2 separate regions of the Mus musculus genome follow, and region 2 is linked to region 1. Evidence: chromatin loops called from intact Hi-C (ENCODE). Cell type or tissue: heart. All regions are shown on one strand. Each heading gives the region's core, and the rest is flanking DNA. Links, peaks and the distances in the headings are about the cores only.

What was found. Peaks named below come from ENCODE experiments on the same cell type or tissue, not always from the same donor. Only the 100,000 strongest peaks of a DNase experiment are listed, where the experiment ranks them.
Region 2: it touches region 1 in a loop (2.2-fold over the local background); 2 of 42 quality-filtered maps call a loop at or near these places.

What each region holds. Positions count from the first base shown.
Region 1 is chr4:82,352,591-82,363,381 of GRCm38, reverse strand. It overlaps Nfib (nuclear factor I/B), which reads left to right. Exons shown (of 12, transcript NM_001113209.2): 4 at 3,582-3,650; 5 at 9,739-9,859. Among named protein-coding and RNA genes, the nearest start is that of Nfib, 150 kb to the left of the region's middle. In heart, for the core only: no CTCF peak of the experiment used is centred there; DNase peaks (open chromatin) are centred at 2,951 and 4,111.
Region 2 is chr4:82,299,160-82,309,950 of GRCm38, reverse strand. The region is part of intron 11 of Nfib (nuclear factor I/B); the gene reads left to right. Among named protein-coding and RNA genes, the nearest start is that of Nfib, 200 kb to the left of the region's middle. In heart, for the core only: no CTCF peak of the experiment used is centred there; a DNase peak (open chromatin) is centred at 5,470; H3K27ac peaks cover 2,961 bases.

The sequences.
Region 1 (10,791 bases), core at 1,896-6,895:
AGGGTCAGACCTACTACATTCTGAGATGTGTATCACATGATATAACTCATGTAAATATGCTGAAATGTTCAACACTTATTCTCTTATTCATTTATTAGTTTGTGTGTGTGTGTGTGTGTGCGCGTGCGCGTGTGCGCACACACGTGCTGGATGAGATTCAGGTTGTCAGGCTTGGTGACAGGTGACTTTATCTACTTAGCCATTTAAGTGGCCCTCTTTCACACATCTATTTTTGCAAGCATTTTTATGTTCTTGTTTGAATCCTTTGGTTATTGATTGAACTATATGCCGAAGGTTACACATTAAGAAATACAACAGAGCCAGAACTATAATCTGACCTTAAGTGTTAGTTTCCTTTTTCCCAAAAGTCCAGCCTTTTTACACTCACATGTCATCTGCAAATGGATTGGGCCAGATTCATAGCTATGTTGGGACCCATGTGCTGCAGAATAGACAGACATGCCTACAACAAACCCCTCAACAAACAAGTTCATGGGAGGGATGGAGCCAGCAGAGGTACCCATCGATTTTGTGCCAACTATAGCTATCTTGTTATAAGATCACTAAGCTGTTAATTTAAGACCTTGGTTTTAAAAGCTGAATTTTAAAATACTGTCCTGGGTTCGTTTAGTAGTTACTCTATATATAGGGCAATGAGTCAGTTGCCCAGGGAGATATGCTGAAAAACAAAACCTTGTCACTCCCCTAAATAAAGGAACTGATAATCCAACAAAGAATTTAATACTTGAAAACAAATATCTTGGAAAATCTGAATGTGTAATGTGTAAAATCAGGACTAAGTAGGTGTGATGTGAGCAGAGAGGATCTGCATTATGTTTGCCAGCCAGGGTCAGAGGAAGCAGAGGATGGGGGTAGGGCAGAGAATGTCAGGGTGTGTTATCATTCAGCAGGACATGTAGAGTTGAAAGCAGCACGTAACAGGATGAGCTAGAGAGTAGGACAGTGATTGGCTGCAGAGATGTTAAATAACCGGTGCCCTTCTGCTTGACATATTAAATGCGTTCAAAGTCATCTTTAATAAGCTGGTCAACCAAACTACACAATCTGCAGTGGCCTGGAGCATTAAAACCTCTTGTTCCCATCCAGGAGAATGGTATCAATGCTACCCCCTTCTTTTTTCCTTTTTTTTTTTTTTTTTTTTTGCATTTATGACGTCTAACACCTTTTAGAGTTCTGGTTGGTTTCTCAGTCATCTCTGAAACAACTGAAACAAATTGAACATAGTGAGGAATTCATTGCTCAGTTTCTTAAAATAGAAGTATATCAGTTAGGGACATTTTGTTTTATATATATATAAATTTTTCCAGAGTAGCTACTAAATTTGAGACTCAGACTTTCTCATCAAATGAGACATTGTACCTCCTTTTTGCTCTTTTGGCTTTTCTAAAAGGCTAAACAGGTTGCGTGTGAAGCCACGCTCCCACATGCTTGGCTCTTCACATCCCTGATGCCTGTGCAGCAATCAATTCTTAGGCACTCTGGGTGGCTGAGTTTTCTAAGCAAAACGTTATAACTCATAAGAGGCTGTTTAGCGTTTAGTATGCACGGCTCAGTGCTCAGGGTGTGGCTCTGCTGGAAGCTGCCACTGTTTCGCTCACATCTGACCACTGTTTATCATTGTTTTGGGACAGGATCTCACTTTGTCACAACTTGAAGAATCTTCTGCCTCTTCCTCCTGTGCACTGGGGTAGTGGTTTATTACCCTGTGCTACCCCGGTTACTGCTGTTTCTTTCTTTGTATTGATAGTAACACTAGGAGGTGGGTGATTTTCTTCTTCCTTCCTTCCTTCCTTCCTTCCTTCCTTTCTTTCTTTCTTTCTTTCTTTCTTTCTTTCTTTCTTTCTTTCTTTCTTTCTTTCTTTCTCTCTCTCTCTCTTTCTTCCTCTCTCCTTCTTTTTTTTATTCTCTCATTTATAGACAAGAAACCTGAAACAAAGTAAGGTCTACTCACATGGCCACCATCTCTTAGCTGGCAAACTCAGGCCAGGGTTTGCCTCCCAGATCTTTCACTTGATGGTTCCCTGTGACTCTCCACACATGTGTCACCTCCCTGTACTGAATCTGATTCTTGGTCAGTTATGAAGCTGTGTGTGAAATGCAATCTAGTGACAGAGTCTCAGACGCTGGGGTATTCTGTTCTAGAAATACTTCTGTTATGAACTTTTCAGACTTCTATGTTATCTTTGTGGTAGTTTAAGCTATTCACGATCTTCCAACTCTCATCATGTACTCTTGATAGGAAAAAGAATTGTAAAACTTCTGGACACCATGCAATGACCTACCAAGCAAGCTAGGGTTTCCCCGGGGTCCTGGACCGAGCCTATGCTCGCTGTGTGCTTCACTGCATTTGCAACATCTAGTTTTAGGGGGAAAAAAACGATGAGTGGAATCCAGTAGTAGCATGAGTAAGGAAAGTGTTGAAAATTGCCAAAGAAAATTTAAGGTTCAGAGATTCAGCTTGGTGCAAGGAAGGATTCACTGTGTCCCAAGGGTTTTTTGTTTTGTTTTGTTATTTTTGTTTACATAATCTTATTTTTATGAATGGTACCTTATTTATTTTGTTAAATTGGATATTTTATTTGTTTACATTTCAAATGTTATCCCCTTTCCCAGTTTCCCCTCTGCAAACCCCCTATCCCATCCCCCCTTACCCTGCTTCTATGAGGGTGCTTCCCCACCCTCCCACCCACTTCTGCCTCACTGCCCTAGCATTCCTCTACACTGGGGCATCAAGCCTTCACAAGACCAAGTGCCTCCCCTCCCATTGATGTCAGAAAAGGCCCCTTCAGCTCCTTCAGTCCTTCTCCTAACTCCTCCATTGTGGTCCCTGTCCTCAGTTGGATGGTTGGCTGTGAGCATCTGTGTTGGTCAGGATCTGGCAGAGCCTCCCAGGAGACAGCTGTATCAGGCTCCTGTCAGCAAGCACTTCTTGGCATCAGCAAGTGTCTGGGTTTGGTGTCTGCATGTGGGATGGATCCCCAGGTCGGGCAGTCTACGGATGGCCTTTCCTTCAGTCTCTGCTCCACTCTTTGTCAAGTTTTGATCCTTGGTTGAATGGCCCTGGAACAAGGCTGGAAATTCTGGTAGCAGCAGCTCACTGTTCTTTAATCAGGGAAGGATTTGTGAAAGAATAGTGCTTTTGAGAGATCTTTGAAGCTTTTCCAAGGCGGTGCTAATTGTGATGTGGTTGTGGTTTTCCTTTTCTTTCTAGCTCCTTCCCCCCTCCCCCATTTTTAATAGGTCGACTGGCTTTCCAGGTGTTGTAGAATGAGATGCATTCAGAGCGTGTCCCAGCCTTCCTTCTCCCTGTCTTCCATGGCAAACAGGATCCTACCAATTACAGATTTAGAAAAGGAATGGGAAATTCCATGGGTTTTCTGTGTTATTTATATTTCCTATTTTTGAAAACAGATTAAGCTTGTACTTGGGTTCCACTCTTACGTGTCTTCAGAATAAGCATTCCCGGCGGTTGTTCTAGTCTAAAGAACAAACTCTAGAACTTAATTGGTACCTTTACCCTCTGCGTGTTCTGACCCTTTTCCTTTGATGCTTGTTTTCAGGGTACCTCGAGGACAGCTTTGTAAAATCCGGAGTCTTCAATGTATCAGAGCTTGTGAGAGTATCCAGAAGTAAGTAAACACTTTTCTCTCTACACAGGTACACAGAATCATTAAAATCTTGCACATTTTAAATCTTAAATATGGTGTGAAAACTGACTACTTAAAAGTATCTGAATTTTAAAATTCATGATTCAGAAAAAAAAATCTTAAATTTTCTAATAAAATAACCGAAGGTATTACCTGATTTTGTAAACATTTCCATTTAGCCTTGTGTTCTGTAACGCTCATGTTTAGGCTGTTCTCATTGGTCATCATATTGGTATCCCTTCACTTGAGTTCTCTGTGACCATAGATGGGCATTTATATCAAAGGAAGTGTGATTAATTAAATGTACCCTGTGTTGTTATGATAACCCACATACGTTTCCTGTAGATAAGTGCTTTTTCAGTTATGGCGCTTTGGTGGGGGTTGGAAGTGTACAGGAATACACACTCACATGCAGTGTGTAAAGGGATGCAGAAATTAACTTTGCAGATTGTACTCCGATATAGATAGAAAGCATTGTTAGTCCAAACAATGTCCAGTTGTTTACAGCAGCCACCTCACCTGAGTGCCATTCTTGGTCAGCTTGATTGGGTTTCTCTAGGGTAAACTCACCTGACTGACTACCTAAGCCAAGGGGAAGCCCTGTTGATTACCAGCTCTTGGTTTATGCCAGTGTGAGCAGACACATCCAAGGTGCCAGTATTAATGCCCTGGTGACAGAAAAGGAGGTGACTGTTTTCTTCCTGATCCTGTCTTTGATTTAGATTGTTCAGGTCACCTTGAGGGCTGTGTTTTGACTTCATGCTTCGATAGAAAGTATCTAGAACTGATGTCACTTAGATGATCCAGTGGCAAGTCCAGAGGGTCCTTGTTTGTCTTTATTACCAGTCCTCATGTGCACACTTCTGTAATCTCAGTACTCCAAGAGGCAGGAGGATTGCAATAAGCTTGTAGCCAGCTGGGCTACATCGCTAATTCCTGGCCAGCTGGGGATATATAACAATTCCCTTTCTCAAACTAGAACTCAAACAAACAACAACAAAATCTGTTTGTTTGTTTTTTTTTAATTTGTATCAACTCCAGAGTTTATGAATGAGGGCCACAACCAACTGTAAAGACCAAACATAGTGAGCTAAGAATTTAAGACTAGCCAAGCAGCTGTAGAGTCCTCCTGTTTGGGAACTCTTGTCTCTAAGCTGCCAGGTGACTGTCTTTTGAACTATAGTTTCTCAAGTGACTCAGATTTGTGAGCTTTCCAGAAAAAAAAACCAAACCAAAACAAAAGCCAACCAACCAACCAATCAACCAACCAACCAACAAAAACCCATGTTTATCGGAGAATGACATATATGGCCACTCAAGACCTTATATACCTTGTCTCTTCTGCCAGGATTCAGTGTAGATATAAGTGTCATGGGTCCATCTACCTGAAGGCAGCATCGGGGATGACAGGTACATATGTGTATCCCAAAAGCGCTAGTGTATGTATGTACTTCACACAAGCCTTCTGATGATCTAGTTCATTGTTCAAGGCCACATGTGATTTTCCAGAAATCCCCTAAGGAAGCAGGTATTCAAAGTTGTTCTTTAGCAGAGATTCTGAACTGTGAAACTATAGAGCACAGGAAAACATTCCCTCCTCTTAGACCATTTTACGAACCCCATAATGGGTTTTGTCCCTTCTTATAAGAACAGTAGAGCCGTCCATCAGAAAGGATTCACGTAGTGCCCCATTACAGATAGCCCTAGCCCAAGTATGTGAAAAGAAAGCCACTTTGGAATCTTCAAGAGCCCAGAATGATATTTTGAAAAAAAAAATGGGAATTTCAAACATAAAATATAAATTAAAAATACCTTCTCATAACATTTCAGAAACAAGGTAAATTTTAACATGTTTCACTCATTTATTCTTAATTTATACTGTCATTTCTTAGAGGTTTTTAAGCTGTGTGTCATAACAAACATTCCTGATTTGTAATTAGTACATTAATTATCCATATTCATTCCTTAGTTAATTTATTCAGCAAACATTTACTTTCTCCTGCATATGTAAATAGATGTCTCTGAGATTCTTGAAAGTTCTATTCTCCTAAGTGTTGTAATATATTCACACTATAATCTTGTTTACACAGTTGAACTACATTGTTTATGAAATAGGGGTTTATGAAGTCAAACTTCAGCACATAAGTTAAGTCTTATGCTGTGTGTTACAGGTACTGGCTTCTTGATTCATGGCCTGCCCTTGGTACTATCCTCTAGCATTTTACTGTCATGTGGCCTACTAATATCCATGCTGACATTAGCTAATGAAGCCATTCCATTTCAGGAATCACACTGTTGAAAGATATTATCTTCTTTTTAAAAGTTGGTTAAGGACAGCTTCTGGCCTCTAACCTTTAGAAACCCAGGTTCTAATGTGTATGGCTTCTAGAAAAACATTGGCATACCATAGCCAAGATTTGTAGCTTTTGGCTTTCTTAAAGCTCTGTCTAGAAGAGGTGCTAAGAGTCATGTTTATATCTGATTTGGGCTCTTCCAGAGGATTAAAAGCAGGAAGACCTGGACGGCTTGCTCTTCTTATATTCTCTCGTGTTGCTCAGGAATCTGTGTGTTGTTTGAAGTTTTTAAACATGTTTTTTATTTTTATTATTTGTATTACTACTACTACTACTACTACTACTACTACTACTACTACTACTACTACTACTACCACCTTTTCAATAACTTCACATTTACTGCCAGAATGCATTCTAAGTTTTTCAGTTTTCAGTATGGGCTAGCCCAGACTGGCCTGGACTCAATATGTAGATCAAGTTGTCCCTGAGTTTATGGGGATCCACCTGCATCCTCCTGAGTGCTTAGATGAAAGACATCCATCACCATACCTGACCCTGACGTTTTTTTTTTTTTAAATTACCATTTTACTGCATACTATACCTAGCATGCTTCTGACTAAGTAAACTGTAGTTACTATTAAACTATAGTGACTATTAAGGAATGTATACCCATTAGAAAGAAACTTGCCTAACTAATGTGCAATCCTAATGCCACTACAAAAATGTATCTAAATGATACAACCTGTAGAGTTCCTGTCAATTTTATCGATACACTGTCAAATAACTCATATTTCTGAAGTGGCCAGAACAAAGAAAATATTTATTAGAGAGTAATGCACATGTATATTGGGGACTTCAGGCAACTTGTCTCTTCTGGCATCTTCTGGATTAGGTAAGGATATAACCAAAAGATTGCTGTCACCGGTCACATACCTGGACTCCACAGGAGTCCAACTCCACTCTGAAAGAGAGGCATTTTTGTTTTAAGAGGTAGGAGATTGTTCACATTCTATGAGACAGTCAGCCACCTGCCTCTAACGCGTACCTTGCTTCTCATATCTCATAGACCACCATTATACAAATACATTGTAAGGCACGTGGTTAATGTGAAGAAAGAAATTCTACATTTTTTAAACTTCTGGCATACTTCAGGCTACAAAATACATCAGTACTGCAACTGTCTAAATAATTCAAATAGCCTTTACCCTTAGGATAAAAAATATTTTCTCTATAAAGAAGGTTCAAGTATATCAAATAATTTAAACACAGCGATTAAAATCTGAACAACTTAACAAAAGGCAGGGGCTCCCATTTTAGAGCTGAGGCTCTTCCTGGGTGTGTAGATGCTGTATTTTAGTAGAGATTCTGTCTACACAATCCTTGATTAGTTCTCTTTAATAAAACATGTGCCTTTTATTTATACTTTCCTAAGAACATCTAAAGTTGATCTTGGACCAACAGATATTTAAATCCAGTCAAATTGATAGAAAATACACCTTAATGCTACTAAAAGTTTTGGAAGAGAAAAAAAATCTTAAAAATTAGTGATCCTTTGTAGTTATACATTCAGCTGAAGGCAGTTAGGAGAGGCTATGGTAGATTGTGTGCTCAAAGAGTGGACTTGAAGAGCTCTAAAATCAGTCACCAAGTCTCCTGAACACTTTCAGTAGAGCTACTGAAGGCTTGAGGGTTCAGTTGGCCTCCCAACACTCTGCCCCTTGACCCCAGCTGCCTAGTTCTCCACATTGTATGTTGTTTCTGTCCTGACTTTACTACTACAGTCACATCAGCTTGGAAAAGTCTTCCTTCAGTGCCTTGATCCTTCTTCAAAGTCTACTACCAGATAGGGCTTTTCCATAGTCAGTCAGCCAGTCTCTCTCTGTCTCTGTCTCTGTCTCTCTCTGTCTCCATTCATGTCATTACTGTCCTTTCCTTCTGCAAATATATATTAATATTAGAATATATTGATTATGTTACTCATTGGAAAAGTTTTTTTTTGTTATCTAAATTTTCAGTGTATTTTAAAGTTTGTTCAAGTATTTTGTTTGCTCTACAAACTGCACTGTTTGTTTATTGAACACAGATGTATTTGAGAATATTTCGTATCCATTGCAATGCCTGCTTGTGATAGACACAGGCACTAGCCTGTCTGATTCTCAGCCTGCGCACCTACCTGTCTGACCCTTCCTTCCTTCCTTTCCTCCCTCCCTCCCTCCCTCCCTCCCTCCCTCCCTCCCTCCCTCCCTCCCTCCTTCCCTCCCTCCCTCTCTCTCTCCCTCCCTCCCTTCTTCCTTCTTTCCTTCCCTTCTTTTATACACACACACATTCATATATTCATGTGTGTATACATACATGTATATGGAGGCCATATGCCAACATGGGATCGTCTCTCATCCTTCACCTTGTGTTTTGAGGTAGCGTCTATTATTGAACTTTTCTGATCAGGGAGTGCTCCCAGAATGGGAATTACAGGTGAACAGCCTTGGTTTTCTATAGATGCTGGGGATCCAAACTCAGATCCTGTCCTGGGACTTTACCCATGGAACTATGTCTTCAGTCTCCAAACAATAGCATTTTAAAGAATAAACTTCCAGCGAGGAGGTTCATTTGTCTGTGCCTGCTTTTTGCACAGTTTTGAACAGTTCCATCTTTACCAACTACTCCATTTTACCAAAAAATGATTGGAGAGGAAATAGATTCGAAGACATGTGCTGAAGACATGCTTCTGGCCTGCCTCTGCTCCCACTGCTTTATCCCCTAATAATCACACGTGCTAGCTTTTTCTTTTTTCTTCTTCTTCTTCTTCTTCTTCTTCTTCTTCTTCTTCTTCTTCTTCTTCTTCTTCTTCTTCTTCTTCTTCTTCTTCTTCTTCTTCTTCTTCCTCTTCTTCCTTTTTCCTTTTCCTTTTCCTTTTGTTGTTTGGAAAGTGAGGCGCACTCTGTATAAGCAACAGGGGGTTTGGACTGAGAGCCTCTTTTTATCCTGAGACCCTAACATATGGAGTGAAGGTGCAGTGAACATTCCTTTATAAAACCTGCCTGCATGTGTATTTGTAAAACACCTTGGCTTTTATTTCATACTCACAAACTTTACTTATCTCTGCCACAATTCAAGATTTTCTTAAATCAAATTATACACACTGTGATCTTATGTTTGTTTATTTTGTCTTGTTTGAGACGTGGTCTTACTCTGTACATCAGACTGGCCTCAGCCTTGCTAAATATAGTCCAGTCTGGCCTTGACTTCTCTATTCTCCTGCCTCAAACTCCTTGAGCTGGCATTACAAGTGTATGCCACCAGACATTGCTAACCATCATGTTTTTAAATTCATTTTAGGGCTGATGTCAAAACTCTCATAAGATAATAAGCTTTATTTGTCAAAGCCTTATATATTTATTTAGTTAACAATGATTTAGTTCAGTGCAAGCCACTCATTTGGTGCTAAGTAATAAGGAAAATTTATTTGTTCTGCCCTGCCTACATCTACAGACTGGGGAGTAGCATATATAGTGACCAATCATATGGGGGAGTGAATGAAGAAGACTGGGTGATTGTAACCAGGGAAAGTGGTGTCCAGGGACCTAGAGTGAGTGTCTGGAATGCTCAGACTTGACGAGGTTTCTGGGTCTTATCTGCAGCATTCAGGGGATATCAAATCTTAAGGTAAAGAGAGTTCTTGCCCTGAGCCATGAAAAAAAAAATAGGGATTTTATATTTGAACAGAGGTAACAATGAGTATCACTTACAATCTTTCTTTAAAACTAATTATTCCTCAGCACCCATAACCCAGGGAACTGGAGTCAACTTCCCAATCGGAGAAATTCCCAGCCAACCATACTATCATGACATGAACTCTGGTGTGAACCTGCAGAGGTCGCTGTCTTCTCCACCGAGCAGGTAATGACAAAGATGTTGTGTGTGCTTTCCCCCTTTGTGCAGTCAGACAGACAAGTAAAGAAGGCAACTAGGTATTCTGCTGGCAACACACATGCTTCAAAATTTTGCCAGAATCATTTGTTTTGATATTCTCGCATCAGGTGTAACCACTGTCACCTTTTAAAGTCTTTTATTGGGGGGAGGGGGGGAAATGAAGTATGACGTTTTTTGTCTTATGGCATGACATATGATCCTGCTAGTTAATCTTTTGGCAACTTTTAAAGTGATGCTGGGAATTGTAAAGATGGCCGTGAGGTGAAGTTCACTTGTTGCTCTTATAGAAGACTTGGGTTCTGTCCTCAGCATCCATACGGTGACTCACAACCATACTGAAACTCCAGTTCCAGGGAATACAGTGTCATTCTCTGATTTCTATGAACGCCAGGCACGCACATGGTACACATATGGGCAAAGCATACATACACACAAATTAAAAAAAAAAAAAAACCTTAAAAAGTGTGATACCCTCATAGAGGCAAAGGGGAGGGGAGAGGGGGTTCCAGAGGGGGAACTGGGAAGGGGGACAACATTTGAAATGTAAATAAATAAAATAACCAATTAAAAAAAAAGTCCAAGTGATGTTGCTGCAGTGACCATTATCGATAGCCAGCGCATCCAGATGACTTTTACCGTAATTACACCTCTGTACTTGGGTTCATGAAACATGGGAAAGGATGTCATTCCCCTAGCCTTAAAATGAAAGCCTGATTTGAGACTGCAGTATTTAATTAATTGAGATTCTCTGACTAGATCAGTTAACTCTTCTGGTACCAAGGAAAGCACCAGCCACTCTGAAACCGAGTTAGCCAGCCTGTGCTGGGGACGACACTAAAGAGTGAGGGTCCCTGGCTTTTAGTGCTCTGCTCACGCGAGGGGTTTACTGACTCTGGCAC
Region 2 (10,791 bases), core at 2,421-7,420, 54 kb after region 1:
ACAGTGGTTTTCTATATTATATGCATTTTCTCATTTCAAATCTTTCCTCTCCTGCTAACTCTAGGTCCTTCTTACATCAGTTATTCATCGTTCAGTGGGGGAAAGACTAGAAGAGAAATTTCAAGTCAGTCAATTTAGCCATCATTCACAGTGCCAGTGAAGTTTGGAATGGAAAGATTATTCAACAGTGTAGTAAAAGAAGGAAATTTAAATAGTTTTCATTCCTGTTTGCGTACTGATGTAATTGACTTTATTAAATTGGCTAAGAAAATTATTTGAAAATAGTTTTGATATCATCATATGCTTTGGTTTGAAGAAATACTCGTAAGGTAGTTGTCAATCTTTTTGGAGCAGCTTGTGTCAAATAAATAGTTTATGGTATAATGTATATTAAAGCACCGAGATGAACATAGGTCGTAAGGTAATCCTTGAGTTTCCTGACAACAGAGCCAACATAGTTGTGGTCCTCACCCTGATGGTGATCCTCTGTTTTTAGTGTTTGTGTGAAACCAGCGGCTGAGATGTTAGTTAGGAGAGAGATGCTTGATTCCATAGTGGGTGATGGAACCTGCTGTGGGCTCATGGAGTCTGATGTATTCATTTACTCAGATAAAGCCTAAAAGCCTATCTGGATTTTGGTTTTGTTTGTTTGTTTTAATTAAAAAGTTATATTTATTCTTTTTATATATGAGCGTTTTGCCTGCCTGTGTATCTGAACACCACATGTATGCTTGGTGCTTGCAGAGGTCAGAAGAGGGCATTTGATTCTTTGGAACTAGAGTTAAGGATGGTTGTGAGCCATTAGGTGGGTGCTGGGAATTGAACCACAGTCCCCAACAAGAGCAACACGTACTTTTAACTGCTCAGCCATCTCCAGCCCTACACTCATTAGTTAATTTAACATTAACACTTAATTAATTTAACACTTAAGTTATTCAAATATGACTTTCCTTTCCCCATTTCTATGTTGGTAGTAATATCATCTTTTAAATAAATCAATTGTTCTTCCCCAAGAAATATATATTAGTACAGAAAAAAAACCCTATATAGTATATACTTACAAATGGAAGATAAACTTGAGAAGTATCTTATATAAATAGTCTCAATAATTAATGATACTTAATTAAAATGAATGAAAGTGGCTTGAGTCTGAATTAGTAAGCTATTTAAAGTTAATTTAATTAGATTTGATAACACAATGTTTACATTAGTTTATTAAGTAACAGTCCTATACTTCATGCTTTGTCTATCAGCAGAATGGCCCAGGTTCACAAGGACAACAAATTAAATGGAAGATACTCATGTTTCTAAATGCTATTCTGGCTGTCAGAACTTTGTAATAGGTAGATTACTGACAGGTCTTCAGTTAATCTAGAATAGGATAGTGTCTTTGAAGTGCATTGAAACCAAAGTGATGTGAAACTTTGGTGATTTGGGGTGAGTAGTTCTGGAATCAGAACTTGGTGTACCCCAAAAGAAAAGATAACCCACACACGGGAAAGAGTGACCACAGTCACTGACAGCCCTTGCAGAAGCACTGTTCATCTTGAAGCTCCCATTCTCATCAAGAAAGTTGATGTGGGCAAGCAGCTTCAGATCATAATGAATCAGCGAGGAGGAGGACTACCAGAATTTATTGATTTCATTTATTCTCCTTCTCTGAGGATACTAATCTTCCATTGAATTAGTGGATAACCATGTGAGATGGCCTGACTGACCAGCAAAGACTGGGAGTTCTCTCTGGGTTGCATCTGCTCTTCTTGCCACGCTTCAAGAAGGGACATAGTTGGCGTTTCAGGTGTATCTATACATTCTGCAGGGACTCACTGAGTCAGGGGCAGGGTTGGGGCTGTCCTAAGTACTGTCTTGGTCACACTCACAGCAATTTTGAGTCTGTACATCACAGTTCAAAATAAGTGTGGACAGATGAGACAGCAATCTGCTTTGCTTTGCTACCATTCTCAAAGACAGACATGACTGCAGGATGTGGTGGAGCTTGCTTTTAGTCCCAGCATGGAGGAGGCTGAGGCAGGCGAGTCTCGAGTTTGGGACAAGTTGGCCTACACATGATTTATAAATGGTGCCCTGAAGTTGTTTTTAAAACTTGATGGATTTTCATTTCTAGATAGAATACTGAGAAGACAAATCCTAACTGCCTGTACCACTGTCACTTTCAAGAGAGACTGGGACAACCGAAGGTGTAGAGTCATCTTAGTAGTAGGACAATATTAGGGAAAGAGCGGATTTTTCAGCCAGAGGCATGAATGACTGAGCTTTAATATGGTAGATAAAGAACAGGCCATAGTTCATGCTTGTTGTGGTAACTCCTCGTTGTTTTTCTCATGGTTGTTGTTGTTGATGATTATATTTTGACTTAAAATAGAACTAGATCACTTTCCTTTTTCCTTCTTTCCCTCCAGCCTCTCCCAGCTACCCACTCTCCAGTCCCCCATGGTCCTCTACTCTCATTGATAGCCTCTTTTTCTTTGATTTTTGTTGTTTTATACACACACACACTCACACACACACGTGCACAAATGTTTATGCATAAAGGTAATCATGGAGACTGGAGATCACAACCTATATGGGTTGTGACCCCTTTGGGAGTTGCATATCAGATATCCTGTATATCAGATATTTACATTACAATTCACTACAGTAGCAAAGTTACAGTTATGAAGTAGCAGTGAAAGTAATATTATGGGTAGGGGCAACATAACATGAGGAACTGTATAAGAGGGGTCACAGCCTTAGGAAGGCTGAGAGCACTGCTGTCCATAGGAAGGCCAGAGCAAAGCAGGCATTTGGATTTGCTTTCTTTTGTTGGAATTGTGCGTGCTGCCACCTGGTTTGTCCTCTCTGCTTTCTTTCTTGCCTGGACCACTTGCCCCCTCGACATGCTTCCCTATCAAATGCAGCTTCTTTGGAGGGTTGAAATGACAGGAACTGTGTGCATCCTGTGTGAGCTAGAGAGCTATCTGCCTGCCACATCCAACCCCAGCTCAGAAACCCCCTCCGGCACCAAAGCTGACTCTTGGGTCAAGCTTCCACTGACCTTCTAGGTTACAATCTTCAGGGGTTTTCTTGCTTCGAACTTAGCATGTGTGAATCAGTCTCCCTCCCCCTCCCGCTTTGTGTGTGTTGCAGGCATATACAATCACAAAGCTAAGTAAGGGCTTACTGAAATCTAGAGAGAGTGACATTTCCCGCCTAAGCAAATGCTTCCTTGGTAGGGTTGATGCAGAATAAAATGCTGAAGGTCTCGCTTCCTTGTCTGTCGGTGGATTCACCTTCTAGGAGGACTATAGGTGATGGCAAGGCACTGCAACTGTTCTTTTCCTCTTCCATCCATGCACAAGTTCTGTTGTTTTTGCACACGTGAGTTGTGTGGGTGTGAACACAGAACAGTTACTTGCTCTCTTTAGACCCTAGCCTGACTCTGGCACTCTCAGATACGAAGGGACAGTGTAATCGAATGCAAAAAGAACGCTGGAGGACAATCTGAGAATAATAAAAATATAAGTTATTTTGAAACACTGGATGGGTGATTTATGCAAAAGAGACGCTGGATTGACCGTTTCCTCTTCCCTTCTCGCCCTTCCACCCCTTTAAGAAAACGCAAAGCCACAAGTGAGTAGTTGTATGTGTTTGATGGCTTATATAAACAGAAGAAGCCTTCAGATGGCTAAAATAAACACGAGTGTGTTACAGAAGGATATGTTTACACGAACCATTTGCTCAGCCCCTGAAATAATGAAGAAATGAAGATTTGACTGAAATAATTGGGAGGATTTTTTTTTTCCTGCTTATGATGCCATAATTGAATGGCACCAAAGAGACTTTTATCAGTGGTTTTCCATGTTCCATGTGTTCCCAGTTCCTCTCTTTGAGTTGAATGCTTCATCCTGCCATTACTTTACACGTGTTTTTGTAAGAAATTGTCGTTTATTACTGCAATTCCAGAGAGTTGCTTGATTTCCCAAGAGAAGTTTAGCAGCCAGTAAAGGTTATTTGGATCTGGCTGGTCAGGGGGAGGGCAAAGCAAAGGGGCAGCCGTGTGCATGGCATGCTCAGTAGTTATTGTGAAACACTGCTTTTCTTTATAAAATGTATGTTCTCTATCGAAAGACTAAAAACCAAAAACTTAAAGATAATTTTCAGTAGGTTGCAAACTGCATTCACACGTGTACGTTTATGTAGACAGGTAAGTGTCACATGCGATGCATGTATGTGGACAGTCCTGTTCCTATAGAATTAAGCTACTGTTTACTTCAGCATTATTTAGACTATCCTGGCATGTCTCCTAGGTTAGCATTTCCTGCTCAGGATTTCTTATCTTGACACAAAACTGCAGTCCGGGGCAGCTGGGTTGTTTCTGAAGTTCCTTGGGATGGTGGTGGTGGTGTGTGTGTGTGTGTTTGGGGGGCTGGGGGGAGGAGGGGAAGCTGGATTCCCATCTCTGAATCTTCTTTTCAGCTGTTGGCTCTAAAGTGTTCACATTTTTATACAGCATCCTGGGGCCCTAGCACCACTCCAGGACTAATAGAAATGCTGACAAGCTAGGTGGCATAGGTGAGTCCTTGGTTCAAGGCTGAGAATTATGAAATCTAAGGTTGCATCTGAGCAGGGTTTGGTACCAGGGCAGCTGCTGTTGTCATCCTTTGCTTTGAATAGTCTCGTGAAAGCAGTGACTTTCTGTCCTCATCAGCATCATTTGCACCTGTTGGGAGAGCAAAACTGAAGGCGGTAGTATTTTATTCAGATTATCCGAAATGGTTTTCACTCACTCGCTCACACACACACACACACACACACACACACACACACACACACACACACACAGTGTCTCTGTCTCTGATCTGGCTATTGGAAGCAGTGTTGAGACATCATTTTCGCCTACCTTTCTCCATTTATAAAGAGAGATTTGTCCAACTGGCCGTTTCCTTTTTATCTAGACAAACTCTTCAGAACACTTCCTAAGAAATTAATTGTATTCCAGCCAGACTTGCATGCTGCCATCCCACAGGAAATGGGTCAGCAATCCATTAAGATGCCATTAGATAATCTAATTTGGAACTTAATCTCTAAATTAACCATGCTCCATACTTGAAGCATACTTGAGAGAAAGAAAAAAAGTTTACGTTTGAATCGATAGGGGAGCCGAAGCGTGAAGAAGGCTGTTTGTTTTTTCTGTAGCTGTGGTCACGTCTCAAGCCGTCTGGTAACCAGGAGAAACCAGACATGATGTAATTCCAGATTGAACTTGAACTTCAGGGACTTAGCATGGGGGAACAATGGGCCATAGGAATCAATAATGTCCATTTTCCACATGATTATGTCTGGAGCTTTCCCGTCAACCCTTTTGGATGGACAGTGTGGCCAAAGCGAGATGATCCAGGGACAAGATGTTAGAGGAAAGAGAACAACTTTCTCCATGGTACTTTCAGAGCAGCGCTGCAGATTCCAGCGGGATTAGAAAAGTTCCCGCTCTGCAGTGAAGTGGGAGCTCGTTCAGAGCACTCTTTGTTCGCCTAGGTAGGACAAACTTAATCTTCCGTTTCCTGTCAGATGGTTTTTGGCAGCAGAGCCAGAGAGGGAGGAGCAGGATTCAGAACATTCTCAAAATGCAAACCTTACTGGTTAACCCTTTTGCAGCTAAAGGAAGTGTGCTAAATGCTGACCTTGTTTGAAGATGGTTTATGCAAAGCACCGTGTAAACACGCACACTCTCTGCTGAGGAAGTCAGCTCCATTGCGGCCCACACACCATCACTTCATTGTTGTGATCAAGGAGCTGGAACTAGGTGTACTGTGAATCAGGTCATATTTAAATAATAGAGCCTAGAAATGAATGTATTTTTATAGGAAATGCTACAGCAGTAAAGACAAAAGCCTGTTGAATTTCCACATGGGGAATAATAATATTTATGTTGCATATCAGAAAGTGTAGAAATAGAGTTTCCTCTCCTATTTTCTTCGTTCTGGGAGCTCTCTGCATATGTGAACACAGTGAAAGGGCCAATGTCATAAATATAATTGTTAACTCCTTGACATCTTACTCTTCAGAAATCTGGTATAAACAAGTCCTCTTCTTTAGAAGCAAAACTGTAAAAATAATACTAGTATTTGCTTTTAAGAAAAATCATTTGTGAAAGAGTCTCCTGGCTTTTATACAAACTCACATTTCTCTTTCATTTAGTATGCCTTTGGGGAGCCTTTCTGTGAAAAGCACTATTTTGGAGAACCGGAGTTTTTTTTTTTTTGGTAGGGAAATGTCTGTAGTTGAAGAATCACTTATGCAAATAAGAGGAGCAGTAACCCTTGTAACAATAGCATTGAAAAGAAGCCCAGGGGTGGAGAGGAATACAGACTAGAGAAAGGCTGGAAATCAACATGTGGGCTTCCCTGTGGCATGGTCTGGGAGGAGTAAATGACTACAGTTGGCCTGTATGTTTTTATATTTTAATTGGCAATAACATCCGGTAGCTTCATAAGTGTGTGTGTCTGTGTGTGTGTGTGTGTGTGTGTGTGTGTGTGTGTATGCATGCACGGGTGTCTTGTAATTGATTTGTAGTTAACAACTTCATAATTTTCTATCATAGGTTTTTTAGCTCTAAAATATGAGCAAAATCAAATCTTTAAAAAATATGCTTAATTTCCTGATTGAGGGGAAGGATTGCCCTTTAAATCTTATTTACATTTGACTGTTGTAAGCAAGTAAGTTTTTGTGACTTTTGAAGTGCCTGGGTTCCCTTGTTGAAGGGCCTTCTAACATCATGTGTGGAAGGAAGCCTCTATAGTAAAAGCAAAGGGTAGCAATGATCTGGTTCCCTAGACAGCTGCGCTGTCCCCATGTGAAGTCACTATTGCGTGTCGTCTTTTGCAGATGCAGTACTTCACTGGTATATGATACCCCCTTTTTTTTTTAAATTTGGAAAATACTTTCACTAATGCGTGCTACAATGAACCCTTGATCCAGCGTCCCCCAGAAGCAAAGCCGTCTGAAACAATTGACTATAAACCAATGAGGTTTGACAGCCTCCCATTTGATGTTATTTTCAAAAGTGTGGCTCCCCAAGGATTAACAATAAAGAAGGCTATTTACCTACTTAGTTAAGAAATAAATACACTTCTCTTTCATTACTATGAAGTGCTATTGCTTGCAGTTAGATTCATTCTATGAGCCACCTGCAGTTTATGATATTTGGTGTTTCCCAGAGAGCCCACTGGGGCCCTTTGCAGAGCAGGTAAGAGCTAGCGAGGGGGCTTTCTGATGCAGACTATTACAAATAGTTATAATCATTAGAAATCATCTTGCATGCAAATAGGATCATTCATATGGCGATAATGATCATTAAAAATGGGAAAAATAAATCAAAGAAATCCAGGACCTCTATAAAGCATGTAGTATAATTCACTTTCACTCTGGCCCCTTGTAAAAGGGGGCTCAAAAGCAAATTACTGTCATACATCCACATCTGCACACACACAAAACAAAGGCACATATTATTTTCAGTTGGAAAGCAACTAACATTGGATAAATCAATTACAGTTACTAATGTGGAATTATTCTTGTTCAGGAGATCTCATGCATCTAAGTGTCAGCCATAAGCCATTGGATATCATTTATAATTCACCTGCAGTACAAATATAGGAACAGGAAATTGAAATGTTTTTCACAGAGAGTTGAAGTAAAGAGTATGGGTAAGAATGCAGATTCCAGGGCTCCAATCCTGTGGCTAAGACCTGGGCTTCTGCTACCTAATACAGTGTACAGTTGGGCAAGACTTCAGGCTTCAATTTCCTCATCCATAAACTAAGCATGAATGTTGGTTGTTAGGATGAAAAACCTTAAGGTAGGTCAATCACATAGACCATGTATAGCAAATCACTCATGCTGTGTAAGTGCTATTGATCGGATGCCGTCTTCTTTGTTCTAATATATTAATAGATTCAACCTGAAGCATGCTCATTTATTCTGTCCACTGATGTGAATGAGTTGTTTTTCACAAGAAAGCAAGCAGCTAGTTAAGATGCAAGATAGTATATCTAGACTTAACTAACATACCTGAGCCAATTCTTTCAGACTTTTTTTTTTTGCTTTAGCAGAGAAAATTCCTTCCTGCATGTTTTTGGAAAAGATATTAAAACCAGCATGTTAGTAATTTATCAAAAATGTCCTTTGGCCAAAAGAATAACAGGTAACACCTGAAACTGGTGCAAAGTAATTGAAAGCAAATTTTTCTAAATTACCATTTTCTGTGGTCTTCAGGCTCCCACCACTATCTGTTAACAATATGGCTACTTTAATTATACAACAGACTTTGTATAAACCTAACAAATCTTTGTTCTCTATTACTTAGTATTGCTCAGGTTTCTTAAAAGAGTTCCTATAATCCTTGAAGGAAAATCAGTCCATCAGTCTAAATGGCCAATAGTGTGATTCCCCTGGACAGTATTAGTATAATTAGAATGCTGACATTCTATGACCTAATATTGGAATGCTTAATTCATTCTGAAATGAGCACTGATTAGTAGTTACGTGGATTGAGCCATTCTTCCAATACCTCTCACTGTTTTAATGACCTAAGACTAATAGGTGAAGTGTGTTACTTTGGTTCCTGCCTCAACTTAATGACTTCATCTATGTTTACTTGACACCCTGTGGTTCTGGTAGGTAATTGTGTTAAAAGCCAAAGAACCAATCACTTTTGGCCTTGAAGCCACTGTCACAGGATGAATTTATTTATTTATTTTTGTAATGACCAACAGATGTTGTTTCGGCACTCACTGCTGTTTTGTTCTCTTTCTTTGAGAGATAAAGAATCTATTCACTCTGTTAGTGGAACAACTTGGGTTTATCCAGATTAAGAAGTAGACATAGAGTGAGTTTTAAAGGCATGGTTGGACTATGTATAAATCTACCAAACCCTTGTGCTGTATTACTAAGTACATCGCAAGTTTCTTGAGAGTTTCAAATCACTTTCCCTCATAGTGCTCACTGCAGTGTTACGGGGGAACTTCTTTTTGCTTCCCAAGAAGACAGATCTAGAGACTTTGAGGTCTGTTGCCTCTGACAATCCACTCAGTGCACAAGTCCCCATGTCAACATTATCTAGGTTATGATATAGTTTGTGTGGCATTATGGCGAATTCATTGTCTCCTGAAGCAAATACCTTAAGAAAGTTCTGTCCCAAAAGTCCTTTCCAAGGTTGGACTGACATGTGACTTTGTCAGAAAGCAATGTTGCATAGTGAAATGCCCACGAGACACAGACAAAATAATTAGTATCCGGGGCTACATGAGAGAGATTGGCCTTTCTTTCCACATGAGAGGGGATACTGATGGCCATTTCAGGAGTTCATAGATAAAACACCAAAGATGGAATCTTATGTTCACCAGCATGGTTGTGATCTACAGTGTCTTCTCCCTTTGTGCTAATTCTGTGAATTGAATCATCATAGAGCTGTATCGTTTCTAGTTCAGTGTCTTCCCCGTTACTCTGAAACTCTTCTGTAAGTAATTCGATAAGTTACTTCAACAAAGGTGAGACCACAATGTAAAATGAATCAGGGATGTCAACCTCCCTGACATCCTAAGCCATATATCCTAAGTCAAAGGAATTGGCTTCTGTATCCTCCCTGTTGGGGAGAGTCATTCTACACAGTTGATCTTAGTAAAGGGAATATGTTTTCCAAGATATCCAACGTTTTGTTTCTGGAATTTTGATTTAGCTCTTGTGTGTTTTGCATGTAATATCTCATAACAAATGCCATCAGGATAAGCTGTGTTTTGGTTTCTGATGCTGCCAAAATCTTTTGAACTTTTAATCCTGATTTTTCATAGATGTATCCTTTTCTTACTACTTTTGTTTTTAGCAGTTATGGGTAGCAAATGTTTTCTAGATATATGTTATCAGATTTGAGTAAGATTCATCTTTAGTTTATCTATAGGTGATTTGACAAAAATCTAATGACAACAAAATAAACACAGCTTGGAGATCCATATTGCTATCTTGGAAAGTTTTAGAAATCCTTTTAAGCTTTCTTACCAGTCAAAGTATAGACTTTAAAGAAATATAACATACAGAAATTCATACAATTTTCACTCCACAGTGAAGACCAAGATATATTTTATATGTACCAGATTCATATATGTAAATGTTAGATGTTGATATTCATCTGTACTAGAGAGTCACAGAGTAAATGGTGCTTATGTATTCTCAGTGAAGAATTATGAAAATTTAGGTGTGTTTTTAAATTAAGTGATCTAATTTGGTTTAACTTTTCACATTGTTACCTAGGCTTTGAATTACTTTTACCATGATCCCCTCCTCATTCCTCAAGGGAACTGCTGTCAGAGCTCTAAAGAATGTTCCTTATAATTCTGAACTTAACCTATGAATTGGTGATAAGAGGCTTGTAAAACTCATATATGAGGTCTGCATAGTGTTCATGTTTGAGATTTATTTTGCCCTAAAGATTTCTAAGTAGTATCAACACATGTCCTACCCTGCAGTGTTCGTATGGCCATGATGTAGGCCAGGAGATTTAGAAGGTTTAACTAAACATTTAGATTAAACTTGGTACACATTCTACAGCATGACTCGTCAGTGTGACGAGCAGTTATTTACCCTGAATTCCCATCCTTTCTCTAAGTAGTTGATAGAATTATCCTTTTCGGAGCCACCTCTATCATTCAGTTGTTAAAACGCTCTCTCCAAAGGGTGAGATAGCTAGATGACAATGAAGCTCCTCTAGTTGGGGATTCTTCTTGATTTCACAAGATAGCT